2 separate regions of the Homo sapiens genome follow, and region 2 is linked to region 1. Evidence: chromatin loops called from intact Hi-C (ENCODE). Cell type or tissue: endothelial cell of umbilical vein. All regions are shown on one strand.

The links. Hi-C counts contacts between places; a loop is a spot of excess contacts. Peaks named below come from ENCODE experiments on the same cell type or tissue, not always from the same donor. Only the 100,000 strongest peaks of a DNase experiment are listed, where the experiment ranks them.
Region 2: it touches region 1 in a loop (6-fold over the local background); 1 of 110 quality-filtered maps calls a loop at or near these places.

What each region holds. Positions count from the first base shown.
Region 1 is chr2:150,078,619-150,086,618 of GRCh38, reverse strand. No RefSeq gene overlaps it. Among named protein-coding and RNA genes, the nearest start is that of LINC01818, 87 kb to the left of the region's middle. RefSeq lists a silencer at 2,978-3,178. In endothelial cell of umbilical vein, no CTCF peak of the experiment used is centred here; DNase peaks (open chromatin) are centred at 4,298 and 6,248; H3K27ac peaks cover 1,248 bases.
Region 2 is chr2:149,738,502-149,746,501 of GRCh38, reverse strand. MMADHC-DT (MMADHC divergent transcript) reads right to left here. Exons shown (of 3, transcript NR_110240.1): 2 at 2,743-2,784. LOC105373680 (a long non-coding RNA gene) reads left to right here. Exons shown (of 2, transcript XR_923464.3): 2 at 699-854. Among named protein-coding and RNA genes, the nearest start is that of LINC01931, 120 kb to the left of the region's middle. In endothelial cell of umbilical vein, no CTCF peak of the experiment used is centred here; a DNase peak (open chromatin) is centred at 4,701; H3K27ac peaks cover 1,098 bases.

The DNA.
Region 1 (8,000 bases):
AAAGCTGATCACTGTTATCTGAGAATAAGTCACTTCTTCATATTTACTTAAGTCTTTTAGATGCAACAGTGAAGTTGTTGTTTTTGTTTTTGTTTTCTTCCAAATAGATCTGGGGCATTTGTTTCTAGGTATTTTACCTTTTTTTAATAGATGGAATTTTTATTCCATTATATTTTCCTACCAATTATGATTTACATTTAGAAAAACAATTGTATATTAATCTTCTACAGTCAAGCTACTGAATGTTTAATTATAATGGTGTTATAGTTGTTTTTCCTCATTTGTCAAAACTTATCTGCAAATAATAAAAATTGGCCAGGCGTGGTGGCTCACACCTGTAATCCCAGCACTTTGGGAGGCCAAGAGGGGTGGATCATGAGGTCGGGAGATTGAGACCATCCTGGCTAACACGGTGAAACCCTGTATCTACTAAAAATACAAAAAAATTAGCCAGGCATGGTGGTGGGCATCTGTAGTCCCAGCTACTTGGGAGGCTGAGGCAGGAGAATGGCGTGAACCCAGGAGACGGAGCTTGCAGTGAGCCGAGATCGCGCCACTGCACTCCAGCCTGGGCTACAGAGTGAGACTCCGTCTCAAAAAAAAATAAATAAATAAAATAATAATAATAAGTTAGCGTCATTCCTTCTAATCATTATGCTTCTTATTATTCTGTTTTGGCTAAGGGTATTTCTAATGCTTACAGAAAATTAAAACTAATAAAGATGGTAGACATCTAGCTTATATCTCATTTTAATGAAAATTTTTTTAGTATTTTACCATTGAGCTTATGTCGATTCAATGTTATTATTGGGAGATTATAAATCAATTTCTGTTATAAAAGACATTTATCAAATGCCTTTTGGCATTTATGGAGATAGTCAAATGAGTGCTGTCCTGGGATCTCTAATTATGCACATTGTGTTACTAGAGCACCGTATATTGAACTATCCCTGCATTCCTGGTATAAACTCCATATGTTTGTGGTACATTATCTTATAGCATGTGACTGTGGTTTATTTGACAATATGCTGCTTTTGGTTTTTGCTATAATAAAATAATGTTTTTATTTAATTTTATTGCACCATGCTATTTTGTCAGGTTTTGGTAACAGGAGCTTCATAAAACAAGTACATAAACTTTACCTTTTTTCTCTATTTTCAAAAACATTTTCCTTTTTTTTTTTTTTCATTTTATTTGAGATGGAGTCTGGCTCTGTCACCCAGGCTGGAGCCAATGGCATGATTTTAGCTCACTGCAACCTCCACCTTCTGGGTTCAAGTGATTCTCCTGTCTCAGCCTCCCAAGTAGCTGGGACAACAGGTGTGCACCACCATGTCTGGCTATTTTTTTTTTTATTTTTAGTAGAGACAGGGTTTCACCATGTCAGCCAGGCTGGTCTCAAACTCCTGACCTCAGGTGATCCAACCGCCTTGGCCTCCCAAAGTGCTGGGATTATGGGCGTGAGCCACCGCGCCCAGGCTGAAACATTTTCAGATAAGATTAGATTTCTTATTTCTTACAGATTTTATAGATTCAACTGTAAAAAATGTCTGAACCAAGTACTTTTGTTTTTGATGTTCTCCTGACAACTTTTTCATTTTAACTTCATATTTTTACCAGGATATATTTTGGCAATTTGTTCCTTTGAACCTAGCTTTCAAATTTTTTTTCTACAGAATGGAGCAAAGTAAAATTTCTTTGTATCTGTGCCTATTTTCTCTATTCTAATAGATAATTTTGTACATTCATGTTTTTTTCTCTCTTTATACACCATACCTTTGTTTATTTTTTATTAGTTTAGCTAATGGTTTGCTCTCTCTCTCTCTTCCCCCCACATTTTGCTCACTATTCCTCTATCTCTTTCTCTCTGTTCCTCTTGTTTTTGCTCTCATGATGTTTCTCTCTTTTTTTCTCTCCAGAAACCAAATCATGGACTCAATTAATAGTTTTATCTTTTGCTTCCTGTTTTCTAATTTACTTATTTCTACTATTTTATTTTTCTTTCTTCCTTTTTTCTTACATTTATTTAGTTGTCCTTTTCTCAACTTTAAAAATTTTATACTTTATTCACTTTTTTATGGAAAAAGTGGAAAAAGAGTTTTATTTTTGTAGAAAAAGAGGATTGTAAAAATACAGCATGAAGTAGATTTTCTACAGTGTCCTTTGAGGCTTTTAAGTAAGGATTCAGAATATTTTATTTATTCTTATTTGATGAACTGCTCTCATTTCAACCACATAACAAAATCAGACAGCATGTGTTGATTAGGGTTTTAAGCATTATTCAAATTGACTAAGAAAATTACACTTTCTTCAACATTTATTGATATTTCGAAAAAGAATATATAGTTATGTGATCTCACAAGTCTCCTAACCAAATATACCTTTCTTTCCATCATTGCAGGTCACTTGACCCTTACCTCTGGCTGTGGGGTAGTAAGTGTACTTGGCTGGGGATGTTAAGAAACTTTAATTCAATTCTTAGGGCATGCAGTAGGAAGTCCTCCTTGCCCTGCTGCCACCTTACAACCCCACTCTAACGTGACATCTCTTGCCATGCTACATTCTTACCTTGTTCCTCAGACCTGCAAGCAGATCGTTTTTAATGCCTGGACTCTAGTACTTCTCTTTTTTTTTTTTTTTTTTTTTTTTTTTTTGAGACGGAGTCTTGCTCTGTCACTCAGGCTGGAGTGCAGTGGCGCGATCTTGGCTCACTGCAAACTCTGCCTCCCAGGTTCAAGCGATTCTCCTGCCTCAGCCTCCTTAGTAGCTGGATTACAGGCACACGCCACCACGCCCAGCTAATTTTTGGGTTTTTAGTAGAGACGGAGTTTCACCATGTTGGCCAGGATGGTCTCAATTTCCTGACCTCGTGATTCTCCCACTTCGGCCTCTCAAAGTGCTCAGATTACAGGCGTGAGCCACCGTGCCCGGCCACTTCTCTTGATCCCATGTCTACTATCACTCTCCACTGAAGGTCAGTCTGCCTTGGTCTCCATGGCCTTCTCCAAACTGCCCAGCAGATAAGAGACTTCTGCTTTTAACACCATCCTGAAAGGCTGGGTCTTGTTATTCATTGACAGATTTTCGTATGTTCATTTATGCACATTTACTCATTCACCAGGCATGTATAAAGTACCAATTTCGAGTCAAATAGTGTGCTAGAAAGCAGAGATATAAAAAAAAAATACAGCAGAATATGGGTCCTTCCTTTTAGTGGCATAAAATGTAGTGGAAGGTGACCCACGGACATGGACCTGAAATGACTAAATCTAGATTCTTGGGTCCTGAGTTCTGATATGGCATCCTGAAACTTCTTGATGGTTTTGCTAATTGCTTACCTTCATGGTCACGTGTAGGATATTTCTATGATCTCCTAATTTTACTTTCCCTTTGTTTAACTTGATCTGTCCCCCCGTTTTTGTTGTTGTTTTTTCAATGCCTGCCTCTTTCCTGTCAGGTCTTAGTTTCTCATACATTGCTCCTTCTGCTGCAGTTCTCCCTATACCTGATTATACCACAGGCCATATCTTTAACATATTAATTTTATATGTGCTTTGTTCATGCAGAAAAACCAGTTCAGGAGCAAAGATAGCATATGCATATCTATTATTCACTAAATATATATCAAAGCTGCCCTGAAGTTTTTTTTTTTTTTTGCTTTATTTTATTTGAAGTATCAAACTTGAATTTATAATCATCTTTTTTTTCTGAAAAAAAAAAAGATCAAGAAAGACTTCCAGGAATCAAAAGAGTTATATCCTAAGATATCTGGAAATTTTCCAAATTTGAAATACTGTTAGTAAAGTTAATTTTCCCTAAGAAAAGATAAAGAAACAACAATTAGAGAACAAAACTGTGGCACCAAGATGTGAACAAAGGGCACTCAAATATGTATTGCAACAAAAATGACAAGTGATCACCCACTGTGTTCCCATGGGTAATTAGCAAGTAGAAGAAACTGTGACAGTTAAATCCAAGGATACCCAGGGTCTCCTGCACATTAGAATCTCATTGTAATGTGACAAAGTAAGGCCCAGGATGATTTCTAAAGTGGGCCATTGGTTTAGGTTTACGAGGGAATTTACTGTTGTGAATGAACATCAGAAGGAATTTATCCTGCTCTTTCCTCTATAACATGGTTCCTAGCATGCATCCCAGGGGTGGCATTTGAGCAAGACTCTAGTGTATTATTACAAAGTGGAGAGGAAGTAACACACTAACTGGACTCGCTTTTTAAAGCTTCTCAGAGTAAAACCTTGACACAATGCCAGACATCCAGATGAAAACTGAAGAAAAACAAAAACAATCCTCCAGATGTTTTCCCTAAGTAAATGAATAGTGATTACTGTTCTTATTCTTTCTTTTGGGGAATAACTCATGCAGGGTAAGAGGAAAAGGACCAGATGAAATGTCAGTGTCAACAAAGGCCAAGTTGTCCCCTTAACAGGAAGACAATATGGGTGATACTGGGTGACCCGGACAGTGTAAAATAATGAATCACCAAAACCTCACCTTAAAGTATGGTAAATTGCATTTTTAGCCCAAATGTCTTACCTCACTCTACATCCGTACCTTTAACCATTTAACTCATATAACCTTGTATTTCCTCCTACTATAGATAGAGTATACTTCCCTGACTCTTGACTCAGAGCACACCATGTGACTTGCTTTGGCCAAGCAAGGAGACATTAGCAGACATTATTCATGCAGAGGCTTGAAATGTGCTTAGGTAATTGGATTTACCCACTTACACTTTGCCCTGGCCATGAGAGGAACTATCGAGGTAGCTGACTGGTCCAGGGAAGAAGAAAAACTCATGGAACAAACCTCACCCTAACTTGAAGCTTAGAGCCTAAACCAGTCCAGAGCAGTTCGTTTCCAGTCAACTTGCAGATGTGTGAGAGAGAATAAATAATTGTGTTTTAAGCCACTGAGTTTTGGATTGGTTTGTTAAACAGAATTATTATGGAAATAGTTGACCTCTACTGTAAAGCCAAATCAGACTGGAGTTGAGTAGATGTCTGAAAGAATCAACATGAAGAATCAAGTCTCCACAAAGATATAGATCTAAACTTATCTGTCTCTCCAGCTTCACTGCCTAATAAGCTCTATTTAGCTTTTTGAGTCTGTCATAATATCCTACCTCCAGTTTTTGGATATGTCAAGCCCTTCCATACATCAAGGTCAACAAAGCATAAACAAAAAGCATATGCTTAAAAAAAAAAGTATCTCTGAACAACTTACTTCCCATTCCCATCCATTGCTTGAATGTCTTAACATAGCCATTACCTTCTCAGCTAATGGGATACCTTGGTCCTTAAGGTGTGCCTCCAGTGGCACTAAGTGGGAGCTCAAAAATCTATGGGGCAGCAGATCAATAAAAAATATTCTATCGATGACAACACAATTTATGCAATTTCCTGTAAGTTTGAACAGGTTCTAAATGAACATATATGCAACAGCAAGTTTCTTGGTAAAAATACTCAGAAATACAATAAAAACATTTTTTCTAGTAGCATTTTTTATTGAAACAAATATTTGTACATGTTAATGGGATACATATGGATACATACATGATATTTTGTTCCACACAGAGACTGTATAAAGATTAAGTCAGAGTGTTTGGGATGTCCATCACCTTGAGTATTTACCATTTCTTTGTTCTGGGGTCATTTCAGTCCTTTCTTCTAGCTATTTTGAAATATGCAATATATTGTTAACTATAGTCAACCAGCTCTGCTTTTGAACATTAGAATTTATTCCTTCTAACTCTATGTTTGTACCTATTAACCAACCTCTTTTTTATTCCTCCCTGCCTTCCTCTGCCCTTGCCCACACATACCCTTCCAGCCTCTGGTATCTATCATTCTATTCTCTACCTCCATGAAATTAATGTTTTTATCTCCCTCATATGTGAGAACATGTGATGTTTGTTTTTCTGTCCAGGGCTTATTTCACTTAACATAATGACCTCCAGTTCCATCCACGTTGATGCAAATAATATAATTTTTTTTTTTTGTTGTGACCAAATAGTCTTCTATTGTGTATATATACCTTATTTTCTTTATCCATTCATCTATTGATAGATATTTATATTGATTCCATATCTGGGCTATTGTGAATAGTGCTGTGATAAACATGTGAGTGCAGTTACTCCTTTGATATACTGATTTCTTTTCCTTTGGATAAATACCCAGTAGTGGAATTGCTGAGTCATATGTTAGTTCTATTTTTAGTTTTTAAAAAAATCTCCATACTGTTTTCCATAGTAGCTGTACTAATTTACATTTCCACTGACAATGTACAAGAGTTCCCCTTTCTCCACATCCTCACCAGGATCTGTTATTTATTTTGTCTTTTTAATAATAGCCTCTCACAGGACTAAGATAATATCTCATTGTGGTTTTGATTTGCATTTCTCTGATGATTAGTGATGTGAAGCATTTTTTCCTATATCTGTTGGCCATTTGTATGTCTTCTTTTGAGAAATGTCTATTCATGTCCTTTACCCACTTTCTTTCTTTCTTTTTTTTTTTTTTGAGACAGAGTCTCACTCTGTCACCCAGGCTGGAGTGCAATGGTGCGATCTCGGCTCACTGCAACCTCCGCCTCCTGGGTTCAAGCTATTCTCATGTCCCAGCCTCCTGAGTAGCTAGGATTACAGGCACTTGCCACTATCCCCAGCTAATTTTTGCGTTTTTAGTAGAGATGGGGTTTTGCCATGTTGGTCAGTTTGGTCTCGAACTCCTGACCTCAAGTGATCCACCCTCCTCGGCCTCCCAAAGTGCTGGGATTACAGGCTTTACCCACTTTTAATGGGATTTTTTTTTTCTGTTGAATTGTTTGAGTTACTTGTATATTCTGGATATTAGTCCCTTGTTGTACAAAGAGTTTATAGGTATTTTCTACTATTCTGTAGGTTGTCTCTTCACTCTGTTGATTTTTTTCTTTGCTATGCAGAAGATTTTTAATTTATTACAGCCCCATTTGTCTTTTCCTTATTTTTGTTGCCTGTGCTTTTAAGGTCTTAGTCATAAAATCTTTGCCTAGACCAATGTCCTGAAATGTTTCCCTTATGTTTTCTTCTAATGGTTTTATATATTGGTTTTATATTTAAGCCTTTAATCCAAATTGAGTTGATCTTTATGTATGGTGAAAGACAGGGGTCCAACTTTTTTTTCTGCATATGAATGTCCAATTTTCCCAAAACCATTTAATGAAGAGGATGTCCTTTCCTCAAGGTATGCTCCTTTATTGAAAATCATTTGACTGTAAATACATGGATTTAGATTTATTTCTGGACTCTTTATTCTGTTTCATTGATCTCTGTGTCTGTTTTTATACCAATATTATGCTGTTTTGGTTACTTGAGACTTAAAATATATTTTGAAGTCAGACAGTGTGATGACTCAAGTTTTGTTTTGTGTTTGATTGCTTTTGTTATTTGGTTTCTGTTTTGGTTATATATAAATTTTAGGATTTTTTTTTCTGTGAAAAATGACATATTTTGATAAGGATTGCATTGAATTTGTAGATTGCTTTGGGAAGTATGGTCATTTTAATGATATAAATTCTTCTGATCCATAAGTATAGGATGTTTTTCCATTATATCCTCTTTAATTTCTTTCATCCATGTTTTTTCATTTTTCTTATAGATGTCTTTAACCTGCTTGGTTAAATTTATTCCTAGGCATTTTATTTTATTTTATTTTTTAGCTACTGATTTTATAAATTGAATTGCCATCTTGATTTCTTTTATAGCCAGGTCATTATTGGTGTATAGAAACACTACTGATTTTTGTATGTAGATTTTGTATCCTGCCGTGTTACTGAAATTATTAGTTTTAACATTTTTTAGGATTAGTAGATATAAAATCATGTCATCTGCAAAGAGGGACAATTTGACTTCCTTTTCTTCAATTTTAATGCATTTAAAATAATAATAATCATCTGTCCAGGACTTTAAATTGACCAAATTTCTTTTAATGTTCCATAGTGAG
Region 2 (8,000 bases), 340 kb after region 1:
TTTCCTGGTTTTCTCTCATCTTCCCTGTTCTGTGCCTTCACAGGGCACATTCTCGCCCATCTCCACACTCTAACCCCTACTCCCTCCCTAGTTGGGATCACCTTGGTCTCCCTTCTGTCTTCAGCAGTCCTAATGTTGGCTACTCAGAAGACAAAAACTTTGGGTATAAAGTCTGCAAACACTGTGCACATAAAATGCCAAGCATCCTTCAACCCAGGAGAAGTAGCCTATAGCTTTAGTGGTGGTTACTACTATTTGGTACCAGCCCCGGGGTTGAAATCATAGGTCCTCTAACTTATTAACTGTGATGTTGAGCAAATTACTAAAATTCTCTGTGCTTCAATTTTCTCCCATGTGAAATAGGAATACTGGTAGTACTTATCTCACACAATTTTTACAAAGATTAAATGGGTTAACGTTTACAAAGTGCTTAGAACTGTACTTAACACATAATAAATGTTACTTGAATGATTGCTGTGGTCGTCATTAGCTACCATTTAGAGCTGTGTGAGGAACAGATAAATAACGCCTGTAAAGCACGTATCATGGGGGGCACACACATAAACAGTAAGCACCCAATTAATGCTAAGCTATTATTACTTTGCTCAAATATGACACACGTGTCAGAAATGACCCGCTGTTTATTTCTTTTTTTTTTTTATTTTTGCCTCTCTTGCTGTTTCTGATTTCTTTTTCAGCCCCTGTGAGGTCACATATGTCTGTGCCCGTGTCTGTGATGAGTATATTTAACCTCAGGGTCAAGACAGAAGATATTGGAAGAGAAGGAGAAGCCACTGGCTCATTTCCCAGTTTTTCCATTTTTATTGAAAAAATAAAAGTATTTCCTGTAAGAACTAGGTACCATATTTTTGAGACTCCAGCTGAGCTTGAATAGTTCATTAATTTTGGCACTCTTACGTGAAATGAAAGCAGTTTTGGAAAGTATGCCTTTATCTGGGTTAATTAGTAAACGAGAACATTGGGACTTTAACACATTTTTTTTTTTTTGCTTCAGCAATTCTTGTAATTGTTTTGCTTAGGTTCATGCTGTATATAAACACATAAAGACAGCTTTATGTATCCATCCTGTGATAAAAGACAACTGGAATATTCATGGTGTTCAAGGGACATTTTGGGGAGGGGAAAGTATAAGGACTGTATTACAGAGAAATTTGAAAGAAACAGAAAAGATGGAGGTTGGGGAAAAAAGATGAAGCTGTCTGAATAAGAAAGGATGTCTTAAAGAATGAACAACAGCAAAAGGAAGCACCATTAACAGCCTGTTCCATTTTGATGTCTGACTACACATATCCCAGCTTCGTTTTTATCATCTTAATGTTTATATCGTTACTGACATCCCTGACTTCTGTAACTTCTGAATGCCTCTTAAGGAATCTCTCCAATTATTTGAGTTTTTTGCAGATATTTAAAAGTATTTGGCTTCAAGGTTATGTTACATGACAGCAAACAAATGCTTAGTCATGCCATGAGTAGTATAAATGCCGGTGCTGCCTGCAGCATACATCAGTTCCAAGCTGATTATTTTTCCCTTCTTGTTTCCACCAATTTGTTACGAGACAACTGTCACTCGATGCCCAGATTGAATGGTATATCATACCCTCTCTTTGGCTCTAGAAAAATTACAGAACCCATTTTCCTGCTGACATCCTCATAGGTTTAATATTTCAGTTTAAACTTCAGGGTAATGTGTAGATGCATTCTTGTAAGTTGTCTAGTGCTGGCTGTGCAGAAGCATGAGATGGACAAGAGGAAGGTTGGAAAGTACCTTAAAAAGACAGACTTTTATAAAACTATATAACGTAATTTAGTCAAAAGTATTTTCCTTACTTCAGGTAATTAATTATCTAGGCTGTCTGGCTAGATGGGGAATTAACAAGCATTTAGCCATGAAATGTGGATCAGATACTTCACATAATTATTTTATCCATTCTTTCTTATAACATTGTAAAGTAAGTATCATTATCCTTTTACAGATAGGAAAACTGAGGTTAAGAGAAGTGAAATAAATAGCCCAAGGGCATGCTGTATGTTAGCGTACTTATAAAATTTATGAAATTGATATTCATGGCAGATGAGTCTAAATCATCTGAGATTATTTTTTGTACCCTTCTTCCTATATGCATGTGATGATCACCAGAGCTAGTCCTGGCCCCAAGCGGCAGGGAGACGGAACATATGTTTTTTAATTAGTATTACTCAGGCCCCTAGAATGTATCACAGAGAAAATGACATCACAGATGCTCCAGTGTGTCATACACTCTGGTTATTTAAGGGTGTGTAATAGAATCCTACTCCAACAGGAATTTGGATGCATATGGCAAAACAATTCCCAGAATTCCTTGTCAGTTCAGTTCAGGATGGAAGAATTCTCCCGCAGGACCCTGGCAATAGGCGTTCTGCCCTGTCTGAGGAATCCTCGAGGATCCTGAAATGGGCTGCCCTTGATCCAGTGTGTCACCATGTCTCCCTAACTCTAACCACCCCAGGAGGTAAAAGAGCTTTCTCCTCTCTATTACACACACACACACACACACACACACATCCTTTCCTTAAACTCTTTTGTGGTTATCACAGTGACTGGTGGGCTCTTCTGGCATTCCCAACCAGAGATGTTAAATGTCCTACAACATGTGGGGCTATCTGCATAAATACAAAGTGCCCCTCCCCAATAACAATGAATCCATGAAGAATTTTCCACCATCCCTTCTTTTTTTCACTTACTTTCAATACTCCCTCTCACAGCAGTTTATTCCATCAGGTTCCCTGTGGGAGAAGAGAGGAAGTAGATTAACATATCACCCCTAAAAGACAACCTCCTGTTCTGGGTTGTGATCTCTTCTGACCCAGGTTCTCCTAGTTTCTTGGCTCGCTGGAAATTCTGTTTTTCAGTCAACCTGCTGAATACTCTTTATTGGCAGCTACTCAGAAGGCCACTGCTTGAAAATTTCAGCCCTTGGGGTTGATTTTTGCTGCCAAAAACAGCAGTTGTTGAAGTCTGCTACATATGACTGGGTCATCCATAAGGGTATTTTTTTTCAATATGAAAAACATTTGTTCTGCCAAAGTCATGCCTACCCCCGGCATGGGGGTTGACAGGATTCCATTTGCTTCTAGCAGGGGAAGAACTGACCTCTATAAATTACATTCTTGAATAATGGCTTTGCCCAGAGAAATCTGGCATTACCCCAGGTCTTTCTCCAGATTCATAAACGCTAAATGAGGTGAAGATTTTGACCTGAGCACCTGGGTGGATGTTATGCTCCTTATTAAGATGTGAAAAACCGCCTGGAAAAAAAATTGTCTAGAGAGAGGAACATCAGGGTTTCAGCTTTGGCCTTGTTAAGTTTGAGATGCCTCTTAGACATCTAAATGGATTTGTCCATATGACAGTTGACGATAGGAGTTAAGATTTTAAGGAGTGGCCAGGGTTAGAGATGTACATTTGGGACAGATAAATAGTTCTAAGTCCTCAGCCTGGTAAAATAACTGCTGTGGTTTGAATGGGTTCCCTTCAAAATTCGTGTTGAAACTCAGTTCCCACTGTGGTGGTATTAAGTGGTGGCACCTTTTGGGAAGTGATTAAGTTGGGAGGACTCTGCCCTCATAATTGAATTAGCGCTTTTTAAAAGGGCTGGGAAGAACCAGCTTAGGCCCTTTTGCCATTTGTCCTTTCATCATATGAGGGCACAACCTTTATCACCTCCAGTGGATGCAGCAATAAGGCACCGTCTTGGAAGCAGGGAATGGGGTCCTTGCCAGACACCAAACCTGACAGCATCTTTATCTTGGACTTCCCAACCTCCAAAACTGTTGAAAATAAATTTCCATTCTTTGTAAATGCCCTAGTCTCAGGTATTTTGTGATAGCAGCGAAATGGATTAAGATAATAAAGAGAAAGAGAGTATAAATTTAGGAAAAAATCATCTTGGATTGGATAGCTCTAACATTTAGAATTGCTCAATATAAAATCATCACTAGGTTCTGAGTCTGGTGAATGGTACTAACAGGCAGATTGTCTAGTTATGATGCTGACACTAATGGTTGGAGTATCAATTTAACTAATCCTATGTTTTTCCCCAACCATAAAATAAAGAGTGAGATATACATGGTTACCTTAAGGTGGTAAGATTATAGATGATTTTTAATTTCTTTCTTGTCCTTTTTTATATTGTTCTAATTCTCTACAATGGACACATGACAATGTTATGAAAAAAATACAGTAAACATTTTAAATAGTAATACCCTATATATTGTTTACAGTGCATCTCAACCATCATAAGAGCATGCACGCCCCATCACATTATGATGTGAACACACACTGTAAAGGTGAACATCTTTTTTGTGATATTCAATGAATTATGTCTACAGGCATTTAAGTGGTTCTAAAAGTCTAGAATAATGATGCTTTGGTAAAAATCATAAGGCCAAGATGTCAGTGTGGCACAGTGTGGCATTTTGGACATAATAGAAGCATATTTATTGAATAAACAAAAGGTCACAGTTAAAAGTCACCCTATAAGAGCCTATTAGTTAGCTTGAGAAGTGGTTTACAAGGATGTTCCTTATGTTTCTGTATACTTTCCAACTCTCCAAATGTGTAAGGAGAGCAAAAATGCAATCAGGGAATTAATTCTTGGCCACAACTCACATTCCAAAGGAAAGAATAACAACAACAAAATACCCAAGCAAAACCATCAAACCACATCCTGGTAAAAACCTTTAATGTGCTGCTAGGGCATCATCTGGTCCCCATCATTACCAGCTGTGACTTGCACACCCGGGAAAGGCCAGACTTCAGCAATAGGAACTAAAATCAAAGGCCCATGATATAGCTTTGAAGTTGAATGTGTTTAGCAGCATTTTTAAGTAAGGTGATGACTAGAGAATTAGAAGAAGTGATGGACAGGGCCAGTATAAGACAAAGTTGCTAGGCAATATTTATAAAAATACGAGGAATCTTTGCAAATCAAGATAGGATAGTAACTTCCAGGTCTATCACAATTAATCTTCCGTTTTTACATTCAGTCAATGTGAATTAGAAGTCTACTTTGAGCAGAGTTACATATGTGTGCTTGGATAGATGAGACAATAAGACTGAAGCACTTTACATAAAATGGAGGAGAATGCTGGGCACGGTGGCTCATGCCTATAATCCCAACACCTTTGGGAAGCTGAGGCAGAAAGATCACTTGAGCCCAGGAGTTCAAGACCAGCTTGGCAACATAGTACGACCTCATCTTTACAAAAAAAAACAAAAAACAAAAATGTTTAAGTAGCTGAGTATGGTGGCGTGTGCCTGTAATGCCAGCTACTCAGGAGACTGAGGTGGGAGGATTGCTGGAGCCTGGGAAGTGGAGGTTGCAGTGAGCTGAGATTGCACTACTGCCCTCCAGTCTGGGTGACAGAGCAAGACTAAATAAATAAATAAAATGGAGAAGAAATTAGTAAATAATCTGAAAATCACATAAGCAAATGTAATCTTAATATCAAGTTATCACCTCTAGAGTACATGATTTCTAGGACATGTATTAAAAGTTCTGCTATAAGAAGCTTATCTTGATTAACTTATTTGATCACACGTTTCCCTGCCTATGAACCATTGTTCTATGGAATGTGCTCTAGGCCTACAATAAAGGCAACATTTTCCTAAATTCTTTATTCATGAAACCCTTTACCCAGAGCATTTCAAAAGAGTTGCATTTCAAAAAAACATACTTGCTAAAATCCTTCCACTAAAGATTAGGCTCATCTAGGATTAATTAGGAAACAGCTTTGGAGAAGCTAGAGCAGAGTTTGGAAACAGAGGTAAATAATGTGGTAGATAAGTGAGTGGAAGGCATGTTAGGCTGAAGGATCATGCCACAGCTTGGAGGCTGAACTCATTTGGCATGGGTGAGAACAATCTACATTCACAGAAGAAACACGAATTCCAAAGTAGGCTTGGTTCAGGGAGTTTTCTCTAAGAATACTGCAGTAGTCCTAGCATATCAGGTAACTGGAAAAGTCAACCAGCACTTTGAATCATAATTACTAAGAAGTCAATGAGAAGAGAGCAGGTAAATCTTGAAGAATCCATTATCCTTATGGATAACACATCACAGAAGATAATTCTTAAATTCGTTTTTTAAAATGTTGTCCTGGATAATTCAAGAGTTGCCATAAATTTTCAATGACCTCAATATTTCAAAGCTAGCATATTTTAAATTCATTTTTATTCATTTGTCTAAGTTTTACTTCTCCCTTGTAAGCTGTATGCTTTACTATAAGATAAATTAACAGTACCATTTAATGCATTTGTTCCTTCTAGAATCCAGAATTATCACCCGTAAGGCAGAAATTCTGCCAATTATAATCCTATCCTCACAAGACATCATCAAAACGCTGATTCATACTGACTAAACAAGCTGCATATTAATTACTCATTTCAATGTCAGCATGTTCATTATATATTGCTCTTTCCAGGGGAAGGAAAGACAAGGAGATGCTAACGCTTCTAGGGCATTTCATTAAAATGCACAACGCAGCAAAAAATAAGTTGCTTTTGCCCTTTAACTGAATTATGAAGAACAAACTTATGAAAATTATATTGGAACTGAAGGCTTTACCATTTAAAGACAACAGCACATTTTCTGTCACTTTTCATACATGTTTTTGGTGGCTCAAATCTACTCGAGTTATGCGATGGTCTCCCCAGTCCATACCACTATATCCTATGCCTCTCGTTGCTCACTGTAAGCCCTGTCTCACTAGAATGGCATGTGCTGGTAATGCCTGGGGTGACAAAGAGAATTGGACATAGTAGAAACTCATCTTGGACTTAGACTGTGTTCACCTGCTGGTCCAATTACAAAGGCTGTTATCAGAGTCGGGTGGGGAGCCTCAGTACATCATAGTAAACCTCAGAGCTGCTCCTGCCCCAGCCTCCTGGACACATGTATAAGCCCAAGAGAGGGAGATAGAGCTGTAATTGCTAATCAAAATAATTATGTTTAGTAAATTGTGTAATCCATCTGTTCCAATTACCCTACCAGAACATAAGACAAAGGGGAAGAGAATCCAGCTGTCTCATTTCCTACCTCTTCCCACTCCCCTGACACAAACCGCAGGCAGGTTGGTTATGATGCCACCTCAGGTCTTCCTTGATGGTGAATCAATCCAGCTGCCAACAGTGCTGAGCAGAGAAACAGGAAAGACTGAAATGGCCATTGGGGGAGCAAGGAGCAGGCGGGCCCAAAATCAGGAAAGCAGATGCAGAGCAATGTCAGGGGGCAGAGCTTACAGAAGAGCAATAAGAGGATCAAACTGAGCAGGGCTGCTGGGTGCCTCCAGGGTGAAACTGCTTGCAAGTACATTTGAGGCACCCTTTAGAGGGCCCCAGAAATGCAGGTGGGTGGTCTGGCAGGGGACCTGAAAGTCCTTTACCAACAAGTAGAAAAGGCTAGCGAAACTAGTGGAATTTGAGCTGTTCTTATTAATGTGACCTCATGTGGTCCTAGCTGATGAGTCCTAGGAGAAATGTGTGGTATATATGAATCTGGGGAGAGCTCCCCTTTCTCTAATATAAAACAGATGTCTGTAAACTAACATTGTAGGAGAATAAATTTGAGCACTCCAAATGGCTAATGAAATATATCAAGTTCCTTTTTTTTTGTTTTAATCTTTTGAGCTTAAGTACAAAGCATAGGGTGTGAGATGATCATGGTAGGCAAGAAAGAAGATGAAAGAAAAGTAGAGAGAAAGAGAAGTAGTTCATGGTTCAATAAACACCTACTGCGTTCTTGGCTCTTTGGTGGATTTTTTGTTCATGGCCATTGTTTTAGCTGATTTTCAAAAGTAAAAAAAAAAAAACGAGTCAAGTATTATTATCATCATTTTACAATGAAGAGATGAGTTTCAGAGATAGGAAGCAACTTGTAAGGGAGACCACACAGTTTCTAAACATTGGAGGTAAAATTTGAATCAAGGTCTATGTGATATCA